Regions from separate parts of the Mus musculus genome. Here region 2 is linked to region 1. Evidence: chromatin loops called from intact Hi-C (ENCODE). Cell type or tissue: heart. All regions are shown on one strand. Each heading gives the region's core, and the rest is flanking DNA. Links, peaks and the distances in the headings are about the cores only.

The links. Peaks named below come from ENCODE experiments on the same cell type or tissue, not always from the same donor. Only the 100,000 strongest peaks of a DNase experiment are listed, where the experiment ranks them.
Region 2: it touches region 1 in a loop (2.0-fold over the local background); 9 of 42 quality-filtered maps call a loop at or near these places.

Annotation. Positions count from the first base shown.
Region 1 is chr9:42,119,070-42,127,893 of GRCm38, forward strand. Sorl1 (sortilin-related receptor, LDLR class A repeats-containing) reads right to left here and starts at 5,228. Exons shown (of 48, transcript NM_011436.4): 1 at 4,760-5,228. The coding sequence starts at 5,044. In heart, for the core only: a CTCF peak has its summit at 5,052 (motif pointing right); a DNase peak (open chromatin) is centred at 5,272; H3K4me3 peaks cover 1,989 bases; H3K27ac peaks cover 1,674 bases; H3K27me3 peaks cover 1,765 bases.
Region 2 is chr9:42,067,652-42,076,475 of GRCm38, forward strand. It overlaps Sorl1 (sortilin-related receptor, LDLR class A repeats-containing), which reads right to left. Exons shown (of 48, transcript NM_011436.4): 7 at 4,594-4,695; 8 at 3,421-3,590; 9 at 146-338. Among named protein-coding and RNA genes, the nearest start is that of Gm16214, 49 kb to the left of the region's middle. In heart, for the core only: no CTCF peak of the experiment used is centred there; no DNase peak of the experiment used is centred there.

The DNA of each region.
Region 1 (8,824 bases), core at 519-8,518:
GCAACAAGTGTTACCAACTGAGAAGGGGATACAGGAGACCGCAAAAGGATTCACCGGCCTCCACACATTTCCTCAGAGCACAATGGCTTTGTTAGCAGGCATTATCTGCTGAAGACTATGGAAGCTCAGTGGGTAAGTTCTCCTCCCATCCTTTGAATTCTCAGTGTCTCTCCGTGGGCCCCCTTTTTTCCATCCCTTCAACCACAAAGCCTCTACTGTTCCAGGCTCTAATCTACCGATGAACCAAACCGTGCCAGACACAGCCCAGAACTCAAGAGAAGGGATCCAGGCGCAACCAGGAGAGGGATTTCAAGGTCACATCCCTCACCAACCCAAGAGGGCAACCAGGTCTTCACCTACGCAAAACTCAGCTTGGCACCGCCAGCGTGTAGCCTTCTCGGCTTCATCTGGAAGCCCACAGGTCAGACATCCTAACTTCAGAATCAACCGGCCAATTCTTTCCCAGGCAAGTATATCGTGTAAGAATCAACAGCAGAGTGATCTAAAGCCAAACAGTATTCTTTCCCCAAAGGAGGCCTTTTGTCCAAGGCCCTTGTGCTGTAATGGACACTTTGTTTCTAGTCTCAAACCAGGACACTGTATCCTCTCCGTCCTCTAAAATGCAAGAATTATGAACAGAGAGCTTGTTGCAAGCAAAATAAACCTGTAAATCCTGTTAGGCCTTATGCCTCATTCCAAAGGATCCCCGATCCCCAACTCTCTCTCCCCTCCCCCCCCCCACACAAATTAAAAATACCATTAGCAAAAACCAATATGAGAGCCCTAAAAGGGAGAACACTGCAAAAATAGAATTCTACGTCTTTATTGGAATTAACTCCCAGATAGCACAGGAAACCCAGGGCTACACTCCCAAGGGCCATCCCATCAGCTTCAGCACCACGGAGTGAGCCAAAGCCTTTTGTCAGTTGGTGGGCCTTCCCTTGCTCCTGCTCGTAGATAACTTTATATAACTTACTGTGCTGCCCACTCTCTACACCGCTTCTTCCAGGTAGAAAACTGGTCCACAGATGGTTATCAAGGGTCTCCCATACAGTGAGACACAGAGGAGCAAATCCTGCCCCTCCACCACACACACACACAAGAAGCACACAGGGAGATCAGGCATTCCTTATAATCCAGGGCAGTAAGGGCTGGAACCAGGCACACAACGGTTCCCACAGAGCTGGGAATACTAAGGGCCCGGGAGGCTTGGAGAACAGAAAGGGGGTTCTCTAAGCAAAGAGAAGAGGTGAAGAAGACCTTAGGGGAAGAACACAAAGCAAGAGTGATTACAAAGAACAGGAAAGAAATCAGTGTGGCAAGAACCATGGACAAACTGCGCGTGCCAATCCACGCCTCTAACCCCAGTACTCTGGAGGCAGAGAGAGGAGGAACGCCAGTTAAGAGGCTAGCCTGAGCTTCATGGTCAGTTTCAGGCCAACTTCGGCTAAATGAGACCCCACCACCACCAAAACAATTTAATATATAAATTAATTAAATATATTTATACATTATTAAATCATTAATAATATGCACAGTTATCAAGAAATGTACTAGAGATTATTGTCAATAATAATTACATATATTATATATTTAAAAGCTATTGCTTCCTCCTCCTTTAATTTGACCTCTTTTAAAGGATAGGCCTTCCTTGTAAAATTTGAACTTATGTAGAAAAGCCTTAGAATCTGGTCTGTTGGTCTCTACTATTGCAAATGTGTTTCTGGGTGATCATGTCAGAACCACTCTCCTCGTATTAGGAAATCTTTCTAAGAAAAAGATCCTGAGAAGGAATATAGTCAAAATAACAAAATCTTTACTCCATAAAGTGAGGAAGGTAAAAGAAGGGTCACTCCAGTGTGACATGCTGTTAACAGGCTCCTTTCTCTGCCAAAATTTCCCTGGCAAAGCCTTCCTTCTGTCCCCCCTGAGGCTAGTGACCTTCTCACCACCTCCCTGGCTTCTGCTTCCAGCTCTGACAAGTGTCCCCTTACTCCCTTACCCTCACCAAGGCCCAAGGACAAGAAACTGCAGAGCACCTAAGTCTCCCTGTCCCCAGCCATCACTCCAGGTCCAGAGCCTCCCTCAGCCACATAAGCCCACGGTAGGGTAAGGGCCGGTTGAGTGTGACAGGTCTGCTGGTTATCACCTGTTTGTTTACAATGACCTCGAGTTCAATTGTTTTCTTTGTTTGCTGCTTGTTTGTGTGTGTGTGTTTTGAGAAACATATCCCCTTCAGACAACTGTCCACTGTAATTATGTGGGTTTAAGAATTGAAGGGAATTTATATAACTTGGTGCAGGGTAAGAGTTCAAACAAGCATACAGATTAATAACACAGCCGCATTTGGGGGGGTAGGGGGTGGAGGCACTATTCATACCTGGGTATGTCCCAGGAAAAACCGAGGTACACATATGGCCACCTCAGCTACAGAGGTGATTCCAAATAGACATACATCACCCCAGAGACCCAGAGAAGAGCCCCTAAGCCATTCAGTCACTGCTTCCTGAGCCTGTAGTCCGAAGGGCCTGCACCAGGTTAGAGCTTGTGGCAGAAATCCCATACCATAAAGTTAGGTCTTCCTTCTGTCTGAGTCCACTCCTCCACAAGGAAGGGTAATGCTATTTTTTTCCTTAACCTGTAGCAATAGGGAATGGGGGCCTAGGAAGGCAGCCCTAGTGAGGACGGGTACAGGAGGGATCCTCACTGTTGTGTGGGAATGCCTCATTCTGAGTCCAACTGTTGGCTGGATCTGCATCCTTCAATGGAACCAGTCTGGCTGGCCTGAAGACATGAAAGCAAAGCGCAGGGGGCGGGGGGTGGGGGGGAAGTGTTTGGAGAGGCTCCCAAAGAGGACAGAGTTCGTCTCTAGCTTGCTATAAATCCCTGGGAGATTTTCACAGGGCAAACCCTAAGGAAGGAGGAAATAAAGAGCACCTGCATGGATGCCACGGAGACTAGAAGGTGCCTCTGTCCACCAAAGCTAGGCTGGAGGGGACCTGAACACTCACTCCTCCCACACCCAGCCCACCCTCTCAGGAGCACAGCAGAGCTCAGCAAGCTGGAGAGACCCACCCTCGGCAATTCCAAGCTGCCATGCCTGCCAAGAGCAATCTTGCTGACTTCCAAATTACAAAAAGGAAGTTTCAGATGGGGATGAAAAGGGGGGCACAAGGATCTGGGCCCAAAACAGGGCAGGTGGGCTTCAGGAGTCTAAGCGCTGCACACACCACGTACACACAGACGCACACGCACATACATACACCATCAAGCAGTTACAGGTCATCTGGTATACATTCCTGCCCAGGGGCAAGTGGTCTGGTGGTGGGCAGATGTCAGCTACTCCCACCCACACACAACCGCCCCTCTGTCTTCATAACGATATATACATTTTATTTTAGAAAGGAGATGTTTAGGAAGCACTGAGCAGAGACAAGGTGACCCCCCACCTCCCAGCACCCAAAGGTCAGTGAGACCATGCAGGCAAGAGAACTACAGTGCTCACAGCCCTTTCCTGCGTGACCTTGGACCAGTCATCGCACCTGTCACAGTTTGGGTTTCTTCACTCAAAACGTGACACAATAGGGTGACACAATAGGGTGGCATGTTTTATGAGACGCTTTCTGGCTCCAGGAGTTGATTGCTTAACTCTATGTATGGCCTGAAGGAAGACTTTGCTATAGCCAAAATCAGTGAAGAAAGGCAGAACCCCCAGCTAATCACTTAATTTGTACTTTAGAAAGCAACAGTCGCTCTGGGACATGGTTGTGTTGGTCAGCTCCATCAGGCCCACCATTTCTCTCCCACCGACCTTCTAGTTTTGCTGATGTCAATCTTAACTGAAGGACTGGGAGTCTCTGAGTAGACAATAATACGGGCAAATTGATTCCACCAGCGCTGATACGAAGGGGGACAAATTCAACTTGGCAACCCAGCAGTCAGTGGGGGCCATGAGTGAAATGTGTGTTACTTATGACCTAATAAACCCATTGCCTGGATAGAAATAAATCCTTTAATGAATATTAAGCCCAGCAAATTTCTTGCAGTAGTCTCAAATCCCAAGTGTCATAAGAGATAGTTTCTATCTAAAATAAAGCCATCACCTTGAAGGGCTGGGATGGAAAGGGGACGGATTGATGTGCTGTACTCCCAACGAAGAGAATCCAGCCTTACACGCAGATATTCACGAGCTCACACGCACACATATGTCTACTGGGTACACAAGGGGCATTCGTAGCGCTTTGAGAGTTGCCCACCTTTACTGGGGTTCATGAGAATAAACATGGCATGCCCTCCTCTGCAATTCTGCTTAAGTGCTTTACAACTGCAGGATTCTCGCTCCCGCTGCCAAAGGATGGTACGGGAGTTGGGGTGGAAGGGAGGGGGGTTATGCCCGTTTTTATCCAGATGTAAAATTTATGCTGTACCCCTCAAAATCCTGCCAGAAACTACCCTAGTCTGTCTGCATACAGGCTAGGGAAGAGAGGCTCTGCACCCTTCCAGTTACCTGGAACACATCTGCTAAAATCGACAGAAAGGAGGAAAAAGAAAAAAGATCTATGCGACCAGAGTGCTGACGGCTGTACTCATGTGATGTACAGGGGGAAAGGAGAAGAAAAAGAAATGAAACAAACATGCCAGCCGGGAAGTCCCCAAGCGGAGCCAGCACCTGGGAAGCGACTGCAAAGGATGGGTGCGGGGGTGAGGAAGTGGTGGGAGAGAAAGGGGCTGGAAGGAGGTGGCTTGCAGAAGTGCTCACCTGTCCATACACCTGGATAGGCTGGGGCTGCAGAGCAGCGCTCCGCCGGGTCCTGAGTGGCTTCCTGGCCGCCGGGCTCGCCCCCGGGGCATCCCCGTGCGTTCCTAGCCGGAGATCGCGCGGGTCGCCCTGCACCACGAAGAAGCCCCGGTCCTGGGGCAAGGGCGCCGGGCCACCGTGCAATCTCTGCGTCCAGCCCCCGCCGAGAGCCCCGCGGGGTAGCAGCGCGACCAGGGCGAATAGGAAAGGGAGTCTCGACTCCCTCCTGCTGCTCCGTGTCGCCATGTTCGGGCGAACGCTCCCGCAGGTGGCGCCGCCGCCAGGAGAGAATGTGCAGCGCGCGCCGGGACAGCGCGGGGCCAGGGCCGGGGCCGCGCGCGCCGCTCCCGGGGCTCCAAGCCGCCCGGGCCGCTCCGCTGCGCCCGCCACCGCAGCCACGGCCACCGCCGCCGCCGGGTCCCGCTCGCTCGGCGCCGTGCCGTCACGTGTGAGCTCGCAGCGCGTCCCCCTTCGCGCACTTTCTCCGCTCGCTGCGACTGCGGCCCCGCCCCCTGGGATGGGGAAGTCAAGGCAGGGAGCGCCCGCCTGAGGGCACCGTGGTCCCCTTCGCGCACACCTCGCCCTCCCTACCGCAGTGAAGAGTTGCGTGGGCGCCGTGCTCTATTTCCCCGGGTTGAGTTAGCTACTCCATGGGCTCCTGGGGTACCCTGGTCGCCCCAAACTGCCATCAGTCTCTGCACCTTGTGCAGCCACTCAACCACCTTCCTGGGCCTTGGCCTCATGTTCACCTCCAATGGAAAGCAAACCACAGAACTGGCCCTTAGCACACCAACAAAGTAAGTCAAGATGAACCTGCTGGTTTGTGAAACTTACGTGGTTTCAACTACCAGAAATGCGCTTGAAATGGCTACAGCTCAAACTACCTTTGATCAAGCTGAACTAACTGCCCCTGCGTCCAGCAGAGTATAGCAGACAAACACCCTGCCCAGAAGCAGTAAAACCTAGGCTATACTTGCTCCACCTGGACAACTACACTAGGCATGGCCCAGGGCCCTACCAGCCTCCTGCTTTGGTCCCTTAAGATGTTCCAGCATTGAGCCACTCTCAGAGCTAAGATGTGTGTTTCAACCAAACACCATTAGTTGTAAAGGCTGTAAAGACTGCTCATGTACTGGAGGAATCAGATGCCCAAAGACGGGGTGCACTTTCAATGCACCTTAAAATCAGCTCCAAGAGCCAGATTGTAACCGCTTTTATACATTTTTCCCCCAGCTGGTGGGAGCAGTTAAGTATTAACCTGTATTTCATCCTAGGTCTCTCCAGACTCCAGTCCTGGTTATTGGGATGACTCAAAGCCGTCCATTGGTTTAGAGAAGGGAAGGTGATCTCTCTCGATCTCTCTCTCTCTCTCTCTCTCTCTCTCTCTCTCTCTCTCTCTCTCTCTCTCTCTCACACACACACACACACACACACACACACACACACACACACACACACACACACACACACACACACACACACACCTTTCTGCCACTTCAGCAAGCCCGGAGCTTGGTTCTGTCTCTTGTTTACTTGCCATTCAACTTCAGTCTAGTTAGCCTAATCTAGTTCCTTCGTTCCTCCCTCCCTCCAATCTATACCGCTTTGGGCAACCCGCCAGAACCTGTCATGATCTGAACTGGGTTTGTCCCTGGGTTGAAGTGTATTGCCATTGTGGTGGGTGCCTTTAAGGGTTGATTATGCTATTGAGAGGAACCGGGCCTTTCTCAGTGGAGTAAGTTTGTTCTCCCAAGAACAGTGGGTAGAGCAGTTGAACTTTAGCTCCGCCTAAAGCAGTTCTCATAAAGCAAGGAGCCCTCCTTGTTTTATCTCTAAAACAGCTAGACCTCCTATGAGCTGAAGCAGCATCCGGCTCTTGCTGGAAGCTGAGAAGGTGCCAACGCCATGCTCACAGACTTCCCTCCCAGCCTCTGTAACTATGAGCTCAAAATATGACTATCACCTGTGAAAGAATGCCAGCATCCCTTCATCTCCCTCAACCCGCCCCAGCTGAGGTTCTGCAGCCTCCCACCCTCCCACAACCCTTTCCCTCCCCAACTCAGATGATTGTTGAGCCACCTAACTCACAGCCACTGAACCATCAGCACCTCTGCCATCTTTGACTCCCAGGAGAAGACTAAAGGAACAGCCTACAGTCAGAACACCCTGCATGAGATTTGATCATCGGTTGTTTGTCAGGCTATCTTTAATGAGAACCATCTTCGATGAGTTAGGCTCTCAGCAGAAAACAACCCCAAGCGGCTTCTAGTTGTTGTGTGGAAGACAAAGCGGTCTGCCCCTGTGAACTGCTGGCTTCAGCTTCAGGTGGCAATTTGCGTGGAAGGATTAGTAGGGCAGGACCAGCTACTTGCTCATTTTGATTTGGATTTGTAATTTCAATGCTATAAAACTGGCAAGAATGCTTGAACACGGTTAATTTACTCCTCGAATGCCTTCCTCTCTAATCATTATCTACATTCTAAGCCATTCTTAGGTGGATAGTCGGCTCTCGGGGAGACCGTGGGCTGCAGAACCATGGGGCACAGGAGAAAGAAAGCACACTGAATTTTTTTAAGGCAAAGGCCCAATTCTAGCTATGGGGACTTGGCTGAATGCCCTCCCTGGAGCTTCCGTTTTCTCACCTATAAAATAGAGGACTTAGTTCTTACCCCACCTCTGCTAACAGTCAGAGTACCAAGCAAGTGAGCTCGTGTATGTAAAAAAAAAAAAAAAAAACTGTGACACTCCCCACAGCAAAGGACTGTGCAGGCAGCGTTGGAGGTCTGCATGATGGTTCTGGTCTTGTGGCAAGTTTCTACATGGGTTTGGTGGGTTTGTTTTTTCTTTTCTCTTTTGTTTATGCTTTTGGGGCAGGGGTTAGGAGGGTTCCCTGGTCGGTAAGATTATTCTCTACCTTTGGGACTCCTACAAGAGCGTGAGAGGTGAGAGCGGAAGAGCCACAGGGCAAGTTCACCCCGAACAGGAGTCAGAGCTGAGTTGTGCAATCCAAGCGGGGTAGTTTTCCTAACTTCAAAACCAGATCTGGGTTGTAAAAAAGCTTGTACTTCCTCCATCTCCCCAGGGCCATAGACAAGGGGAAGATGTATTCTAGCCCTCTCTGCCCTACCCACGGCCTTGCTATGATGCTGGACAACATCACTACAAAAATCAATATGCATGGATCTATACATGGACAGCTTAGCAGGGAAAGGTGCGGTGCTTGTTGCCAAACCCAGTAAGCAGAGTTCAATTCCCAGGACCCACGTAGTGGAGAAAGAGAACCAACATCTACAACAAGTTGTCCTCTGATCTCCATATGGGGGCCACACTTTCACACTTGTGCACGAATGTATACACACACACACACACACACACACATATGAATGTGTCTTTCGTGTGTCCATGCACATAAACAAACATACAAACACACATATGTATGATAGCACATACCACACATACATACATGAATAAAGGAAACACCTAGCAAAAGCTGAGTATGGTGGAAGACACCCATACTCCAGCACTTGCGAGATTAATGTCTATAATCCCATTTCTGGGACGTTGAAGGCAAGAGGATCATGAGTTTGAGATAAGCCTACGAAACTTAGCAAGTCCAATTACTCACGAGCTGGCTCAGCCAGAAAAGGCGATTGCGGCCAAGCTGGATGAGCTGAGTTTGATCTCTAGGACCCAGATGGTGGGGGCAAACAACCAAACTACAAGTTGTCTTCTGACGTTCACATGGATATAACTCACAGGTGGAGTGTTTACTTAAAACACCCAAGACCCAGACATAGGCTCTCCCTGTGAGAGAAAGGGGGGAGGAGAAAGGATGACAGGAAAGGAGGAACTTTAAAATAACAATGACAGCTGAAGACAAAGTGGGCAGGCAAGGGCAGAATCCTGAAAACATACTCTGATTTCTTTCTTACCTGGGGACCTTTGGAAATACTCCCCATCACTCCTTGGACCCTGGCTAGACTCTCTCTGCATCTAAGTGACTAGTGTCTCTCCCTCTAGAGGCCC
Region 2 (8,824 bases), core at 551-8,550, 51 kb before region 1:
ATGTGTCATTAAAAGCACATTCTATCATCTTGCATGCTTCCTGTAAATATTGAATATAGAAAACTGCACCAGACCACAGCTCTCTGTTTTGTATAAAAAAAAAAGAAAAAAAAAAAAAAGCCAAACAAGATGAAAGCAGCTGTACCTCACAATTGATTTTCTCTCCATATCCTGTGAAGGCTGGGGCCTGAAGAAATTCCCAGGTTCCCCCTTTGTCAAAGGTGATGACCGACCTCATGTTCTCCTCATTCATAGAACCATTAATCAGGGTGGCAATATAGACTCCTTGTAAGCCTTCCACGCGGTGAAAGTCGGCAAACGGCTCATTTGCAAAATACCTGCAGGCAAAGAATAACAATCGTGCAAGCCCGGGATCGGCATTTACTTGGCATTTTTGCATTGTGTGCAGCATAATATTGAACCATCTTAAAGCACACAATATCACGGCACTAAGTACACTCACATTGTTATGCAATGTGAGAGTTCCAGGACATTTTCATTATTGGCAGGCACTGTCTCTGTCTGCTTTTCTTTCAGTTCCCAAGCCTTGGTAACCACAGATCTGCTTTCTGTCTCTACAGATTTGCCTGATCTGGCTCTTCTGTATGAACTGAATCATGCAATACCCTTTTATATCTTGTTACTTTCGCTTATATGTTTACAAGGTTCACCATACATCATTTTTTAGAGTTAAATAACTTGCAGAGAGAGAGAGAGAGAGAGAGAGAGAGAGAGAGAGAGAGAGAGAGAGAGAGAGAGAGAGAAAGAGAGAGAGATTGTTTTTAAAGGGCCAGGATGCTCAGTCAGCCAACAACTCCTCAGAGGACACTTAGAATGTAAAAGACATCTTAAAGAAGTTGACAGAGCGAGATCCATCTCCTCACTTTGACTATTGGTCCAAATCCTTCAAGAAGCCTGGACAAGTGGGAAGCCTTGAGCCAGGTATGTAAGACACAGGTAACAGTGCTGAGGCTCACAGTCTCATCTGATCTCTAGAAATACAATTCATAAGCACTGAGCACGGGGCTCCCTGTCAGGAATCCTCACAGCATCTCTTGCTGGTCTGCAGTGAAGCAGTGCGGGCAGCGAGAGGACAGCTCTATAAAGCCTGAGGCAGCTCTGGCTAACAGGACAGTAAAGACCGCCCAGGTCTTACTTGCTACCCTCAAAGCCCACTGGAAAGAAATTTTTCATTCACATCGCATGCTCATTAGAAATACAACATGTATGACGAACGGTCACCATGGTTCATGTGTGGCTTTTTAAGCTGGACATGTGCCCTTTAGGTCGGGGTTTCTGAGCCATGGGCTGTACAGTAAAGCTCCCAAGTCCCCATCATATGCTGTAGGAATCCCCTGAACTGGGTGATGGTTGGACCACCTCAGATAGGGAGACACACACAACCTCTACCGCAGGAAAGGGAAGAAATACGTAGTACCAATGAAGCTGTTCTTGGTTGGCAGGATGAGAAAAGCCCCTCCCCCCACACCTCGCAAACCCAGGTGCGTAGACTAAACCCTCTGATGTGGGTGGAATTCCTTGGGTCTCTGTTGGAGAATGGGTTAATGGGCTCTGGCCTTCTGTACGCTCACCTCAGCTCTCTTCCCTTCGGAAGCTACCATCCTGAGGCTCCCTGCTTATTATGCCCATGTGGGAGGCCTGGCTTTCTCTCAAGACCTGGTTCTTTTCCCTGTTATCTTCTGGGGGCTTTAGCATTTACTGCCTGCCAGCTTTTGCCAGGCTCTGCTCTGATGTCCAGCCACACCTTCATTTCCCTCTTTGGCTTGTACTAAAACAACAGACTTCACGCCTGCACTCTCTCCTGAGAGTTTGTTTTCTCTCATCATCTCTACCAGCCCACTCCAAAGCATTTCTCCCCTCCTTTCCCAGGCGCTATGGGCTAAAACTTGCCAGAAAGTTCACCTGGCTTCCCCTTCAGCCATACCCTGTGCATCTACACACTGGCAATTATCCCCACCACTGACTGAGCCAAGTGTTCCCTCCAAAGCTGTCCCTACGGGTCTGCCACCTAGTTAGCACATTAGTTCCTACATGAGTCATACAACTCGCTATGGCGTCCCATGAGATTCCTTCAAGCACAACCCACAAAAGTGAGAGTGAGTCCCTGTTAAGAGTTCTCACTCCTCTTCTTTAAGGAAACAAGAGCCAATTTGTCAGCATCACACTGCCCTTCTCCGTCCAGAGCCATCTATTCTAAACCAGCCTGCTGATGCATCTGAGAATTCTCCCTTACCCCATCTCATTTGGCTGAGACAAACCCACGAATGATAACAGCTCATTGGACTGAACACATCTGAACCCTTGTCGCCCTGAGATAAAGCCTGGCTATATGAAGAAAGCTCGACAGGATGCTGGCCTACCACTGTCAACACGAATCTCTTTTCAATATCTCAACCGGATGACGCACTGCAGTCTCAGGCACCACGGAAGGAACCTGTCACATGTAAAGGGCAGTTTCCAGGTGTGACAAAGCTGTATGGTCACATAACAGAGGACCCCTTCCTTAGAGGTCCTCTCTAGGGGGTGGGGGATCCCACTCTTTCCTACCATGAGAAACTTATCTGAATATATGACAAATGAGTAAAATGATGAAGTCATCATTGAGCCTCATCAGTCACTCCATAGACATGGGAGTCTCCGAGGTGGTGGGGTGGGGTGGGAGAATGAAAATTAAAGTCACTGAAACACCTGAGGGACAATGGCTCATGAATCTTACTTATTAAAACATGCAAACTCTATTATTCATCCACAGAAAGAAGTGAGATGCTAATACTCACCCGATGAGGTTGGACCTTGCACACATGCCAGAAGCCAGATCCAGAGGGCTGCATACCATCCCATGATTCCACGTATGCCAAGCATGCAGAAAACTAAATCCAGAGTGCTCAACCGCTCCCCAGCCCTCAGAGAAGGTAGCACTCAAAGAGCACCTGTCCTATGAGCATCAAACAGCCCTACATTTGTGATCACCAGTTAAAGGGACAATGACCCTGGGGACTTTGTTATCACACACCACCAGAGGCTGTCTGTCAGTCACTTGGAAGCAGGGCCCCTGTGTCCCCTGAAGTGATGGTATCTTTCAACTGTTTTTTCCCATTGGCTCAGATACCACAAAACCCAAAGGAATGGTTAACTAAGTAGCTGAGGTCCTAAGTGTCACCTAGAACAGCAGTGCTCAGCCTTGGCCACACACAAAATCCCTGAGGGGGACAACCTGAGCCATAACCCTAGACCAATTCAATTGTAATCTGAGGACACCCAATCCAGGGGTGGAGGGGGTACACACTTCGAAAGCACCTCAAGCAAGGCCCCATGGACAACTAATCTTGAAAAGCACTAAGGTAAGAAGAGTCTGGTGGCCTGATTGGCTCAAGGCTGGAGGCTGGGGGTTTTCCTTACCTCACCAGAGTGTCACTGCCGGCCCCTCCTGGGCTGTAATACAGCACATTCTCCAAGGAGAGGGAGAACTTCAGCCCCTCTGCCTCTGAGATGTATAAGTTAGTGCTGTTGTTACTGTGGCTAACACACACGAACACCTGGTCCTCGGCGGCATCAGCGATGTAATATTCCTTCAGAAGACAAAGTCAGAAAACAAACAGTTAAAAACCCAATTATCCCTGGGGGTTTTTATACACACATGCAGGCAATGACCTCACGTGTCCCAGTGATAAAAGTGGGTATAAAGTCACAGATAGCCCCCCCCTCCCCCTGCAAACTGACATAGCTGAAATGATTTTCCCTTCCAAGTATCCATGACTGGTCTACCCATAGAGCTTGCTGGTACAGCACCAGAGAAGAATGGGCCTCTGACCTCCATAAATGACCTAGAAACCTCTTTTTGGTAATGATGTCTCCTCTTCTCCCCCAACAGACCTTTTATAGCACAAGGCACAATATAGATTAGCACGCATTTCATTTTCTCTTCTTTTCCCTTGGGAGACTGAAAGAACCCATAGAAACTAAACAGACCTGATCATCATTCCTGTTACATACCCGCTGGCTGATGCCAAAGCCTTCCAAGGCAACCTCCTGGCTGCAGGCTCTACCCTGGTGATCCACAACTGTGCCTTCTTAGCAGTCAGTATGTACTAATGCTGAATTCATTTGAGGTATGTACTAATATTGAATTCATTTGAATACTGGCTATGTTATGCTTTCTCCACTCTGTTCTTGGTCTTTCTAACCTGTCTGTTTCTACAAAAACAGAACCCAAATACATCCCCTTCTGGAACCTTAGTCATCTGCAAGGAATACAGCATGTGGTTAATAAGCAAATGCCATGCACAAATCTCCCCTTGCCCGAGGACTGGCATACGAGGCCAGTGACGGGCACTGACCCTTCTGCCAATCTTACTGCACTTAAAGCAGAAAAACGATTCCCATTCAGCTCCCCTTCCAACAGTGAAGTGCACAGCAGCAGACCAACAGGCCCAGAGTATAACAGGTCTCTTCAGAGGCCTCTCTAGAGGGTGCCCACAGGGAGAATGTAAAATGCTCACACCAGCAGGACATTCCCATGAGGCTTGGAGACAAGCATCCTCCCCTTCCCGGCTTCCAGCAGACCTCACTCACATTAATAGGATGCTTTGTGACAAACTGGGCTGCTCTCATAGGCTTCCGGCCAAAGGAGACCCAGAGCTGGACAGATGACTGCTGCTGGCTGCCCGGAAGATGCTGCCAAGGAAGAGAAGAGGAAAATTAACTGTGCCAGATGACAGTCCCTCAAAACATGAGGAAAAGAAAACAGGTCAAACCCTCTGATTCTGCTGAAAACACAAAGCAGTCTGTGACTCGGTCCCTCTTCTCTTTTTACAATATCTGCTCAGAGCTGAGCTGTTTAGTACAGGACACTCGATCTACAATTCCTACAGACAGTCTGAGGGTATCAAAGGAAGAGAGACAATGGTATGACAGAGGAACTTGGACACAGGGAGGGTGGTGGAGGCCACCAGAGTGTGAAAAAGAGCGGTGGGGAGGGAGAAGGCCATGGAGTTCAAACAGAGCAGAGCCTGCAGCTTTAAGTCTGCACAGGTGAGCTCAGCCATACACTATACAAAGCCCAAAAAGGCTTCAATTTGCAAGACTCTGCAAAATGCTTGGTAATTCCATGATCCAATCTCTAAACATTTCCCATCAAGTAGGATATATGTATGTGTATGTGTGTATGTGTGTGTGTGTAGAGAGAGAGTCTGATAGAACAGAGCAATCAACAATGCTAAGTATCTAACGTTGCATTAGATATTTTAAGATATCACTGGGTCATAAAGATGTTAAGGTGTCCTGTGCATACAAAGATCTTCATGACTACCAATGAATACACATGCCCACGAAATACACATATTGCATGTTATGTTTTTTTCACTACTTTAAACTCTGTTCCCCAAAACAAGACAATTTCCAGTAACACCAAAGGCCCAACGTCAGCTGGAAGTTTCAACAGAAATACAACAGTCAGTAAATAAATTGAAAAGCGTTCCTGTATCGTTAGCCATCAGAGACATGAGAATTAAAACTGCTTTGAGATTTCATTTCACACTAGTCAAAATGGCTCTCATAGAGAAAATAGATGACGCCCAGTGGTGGAGAAAGAGCCCACCTGACGGAGAAGTGTGAACGGAGCAGCCAACTACTGCTGTCAGCTTGGAGGTTCCTCGAAACTAGACATCAAACCTGCTCTGACCCAGCAGAGGTCCTTGCACATCCAAGTCTATACCACAATAGCTAAGAAAGGGAACCAGTCCAGGTTTCCATAGGCAAAGGATCAGATGAAGAAAATGCAATATATTTAAATAATAAATTTTATTCAGTCCGACAGAACAATTAAATCATGACATTTGTAGGAGAATGTATACAACTGGAGATAAGCCTCACTCAGAAAGAGAAATACCACATCTGTGTGTGTGTGTATACATATACATATATATGCATGCCACTCTTATCCCATAAATACAAATTTATAGACCACTATATATCAATCTTTCTTCAAAGTCTCAAAAGGCATACTTTCCCTGCTTCTGAGAGAATTATTCCTTACCTAAAATAATTCAGGTTAACCCTGAGGTATTGTGAGAGTGTTATTGTATTGTTTTATGGCCATCAAGAAATATTTTAGCAATATTTTAGATCATGACACACCAGTTACTGTGCAGGACACTGTCAGGCTCTGTCGCTTTTCCTAATAAACAGTGGGGTTTTATTAGTTGGCCTTTTTACTTTTTAACTGTTATTAGTAAGCCCTGTGGAGCAGACTTAACAGTACAAATCAGTGTATGATAAAATAAAGAGTTCTGCTCCCACTGCCCTACCCTGTCCCCATTCCACCTTCCAGAGTGTCCACTGGCAGAGGCTCTATGCACCTGCACAGTCACACACAAACATCCCAATACAGTGACAAACAACACTGAGCCTTCCCCTAACACTGAGCCTCCCTTCATCCCTAAACAACAGGGCCCTGACCATCCAGAGTAAAGATCTCCATTCTTTATCTTCTCTTCAGCATGTATAGTCATACAGTCAAGCACTGGTTAATGAGATGACAAGAAAGATATCATGTTGGTCTGGGGGGAAGCTACTTGGGCGTACCAGATCAGCTGGCGGTGATATCATTTTGGCCATGCTGGGTTTCCGTAGTCTTCCTATCTGAGTGGAGACTCAAAGGCCAGTGAGGGCATGTTAAGAATAACTCCACAGGATATTTCCAGGAATGGAAAGATGCAAACATTACCATAGCCACAGCTTGCTTGTCTACCTGAGGCAGCGCAAGAAAGAGACACAATGCCCATTCTGGCTGTCACTTTCTAGTGGCATTCTCGGTGGCCTAAGACAATTTTATGCGTGCAATCAAACTGGGTCAGAAGAGAGGAACTACCTAGCAACTCCTTCGTGAATACTGCATGCAAACCTGGCCAAAGCAACTCCTTCATGAATACTGAGTGCAAACCTGGCCAAAGCAGTTTAGCCTTTCTTCATGAATCATGTATTGCAGACATCTTTCCACTTCACACTGGTGATTTCCAGAAGCGCTTTCTCATAAAACGCACGGGAATACACTGCCTCCTCCTTCACATATGCACCATACCATTTCTAGGCTACACTCTAAGAAGAGAATTAAGGTTTTTAGAAAAGGAATTATTTCTTCCTTCTGAGACAGAATCTCATATAGCCCAGGCTGGCCTTGAACACACTGTCCGGTTGGGGGTAGATAGCCTTGAACCACTGATCCTCCTGCTGTACCTCCTAAGTGCTAGGGTTCCAGGTATAAGTCACCATACTCAGCTTGCAAGACTTTCATTCTGCATTGAAATCCTGACAGGCTGAGTCCATGACTAGACCTACAAACGTGTGCAGTGTTTAAATGTGTTCATCTGGGTGGATGCTACAGGATTTGATACTTTATGGACAGGTTAATTTTTTTTAAGTTTTGCATTTTCGGTTCTGATAAGCAAATGATGTAGATTTCAGTGTATATCTGAGATGATAGTAAAGCAAAAAAAAAGTCATGAGTCACCAAGGGGGAAGTGAGAATTGGTATATTCTTAATTACAAAGGCCAAGAATGCAGTGATAAGCTCTTCAATTTCAAGTCTCATAGTGGCTCAGCTAGAAGGGGTGGACAGCAGGAGCCCTCCCAGGGTGTGGGGTGACCTGGACAGTAGCTAAGAGCTGGCAGTGGTGCAGTCTCCTCTGGATCAATGACAAAGCTTCTAGCCAATCACCACAGATGTTCCCAGCAGGGGACATCAGACATAAAACACAGAAACCCAGCACAGTGGCCCAGGCCTCTCCTCCCACCCAATGACCCATCTCTTTCAACTTGATTGCACTAAGAAACATCTAAGGGATCAAGAAAGCGCCTCTCTGGCTGTGTCTCTGGGGCATTTCCAAAGACAATTAACAAAAGGGAGATGACCTACTCTGAACACACACGGAGGCACTGTCCCCAGGCTGGCTAGGGACCCAGATGGAATAAAAAGAGGGAGAGGAGCAAGCCATGAGTGTAGGCTTCTCTTTTCCAGAGCATCATGAAGTGAAGTGAGCTACCCCGCCCCGCCCCACCCTCCCCACGGTTACACACCGAAAGCTCCGAAGTCCTGTGTCAAAACCAACCTTTCTCTTTTAAATTCTTTCCCTACAGTCTTTCGTCCCAGTAACAACACTAATCAGATTGGCACATCCCAGGTACTCGGGAGGCTGGGGGAAGAAAATCACTTGAGCCTAGGAGTTAGAGACCAGCCTAGGTAACATAGCAAGATCTCACGTAAGGAAAAATAAATAAATAAATAAATAAATAAATAAATAAATAAATAAATAAAGCATAGGTAAACTACGACTAGCTTCCATAGTCCCAGAGGAAGGATGAAAGCTGCTAAGGAGAAAAAGTCACCAACAGTCCCATCTGGCTCTGATCTCTGTGATCCAGAAAATGGTCAACATGGCAAGAAACACCTACAGGTGCAATAGTGGAATGAATGTTATAGCAGTAACCAATGGCTTTCCATTTAGACTTAAGAGACCTGCACCATATAGGAAGCACTTGCCTGAAACTGTAAACCTGACCAAGAACTCATAGCTGGAAAGCTCACAGGCACAAGGGCAAACCTATTACTATTATGTTGCTAAATGGACATAATATTAAAAGTATCTTCCAAATAGATACTTCTGCACCCATAGATTAGTGCCGCCGTCAGTCTTTATCAGAGAAGTGGTTTTGCACCAAGGACAGTGGTTAACACAGAAGCTCACAATTGCTCAAAATGCAGAGGATAAGCATCAGAGGAGCATCAGCCATAAACAGGATGTCTATA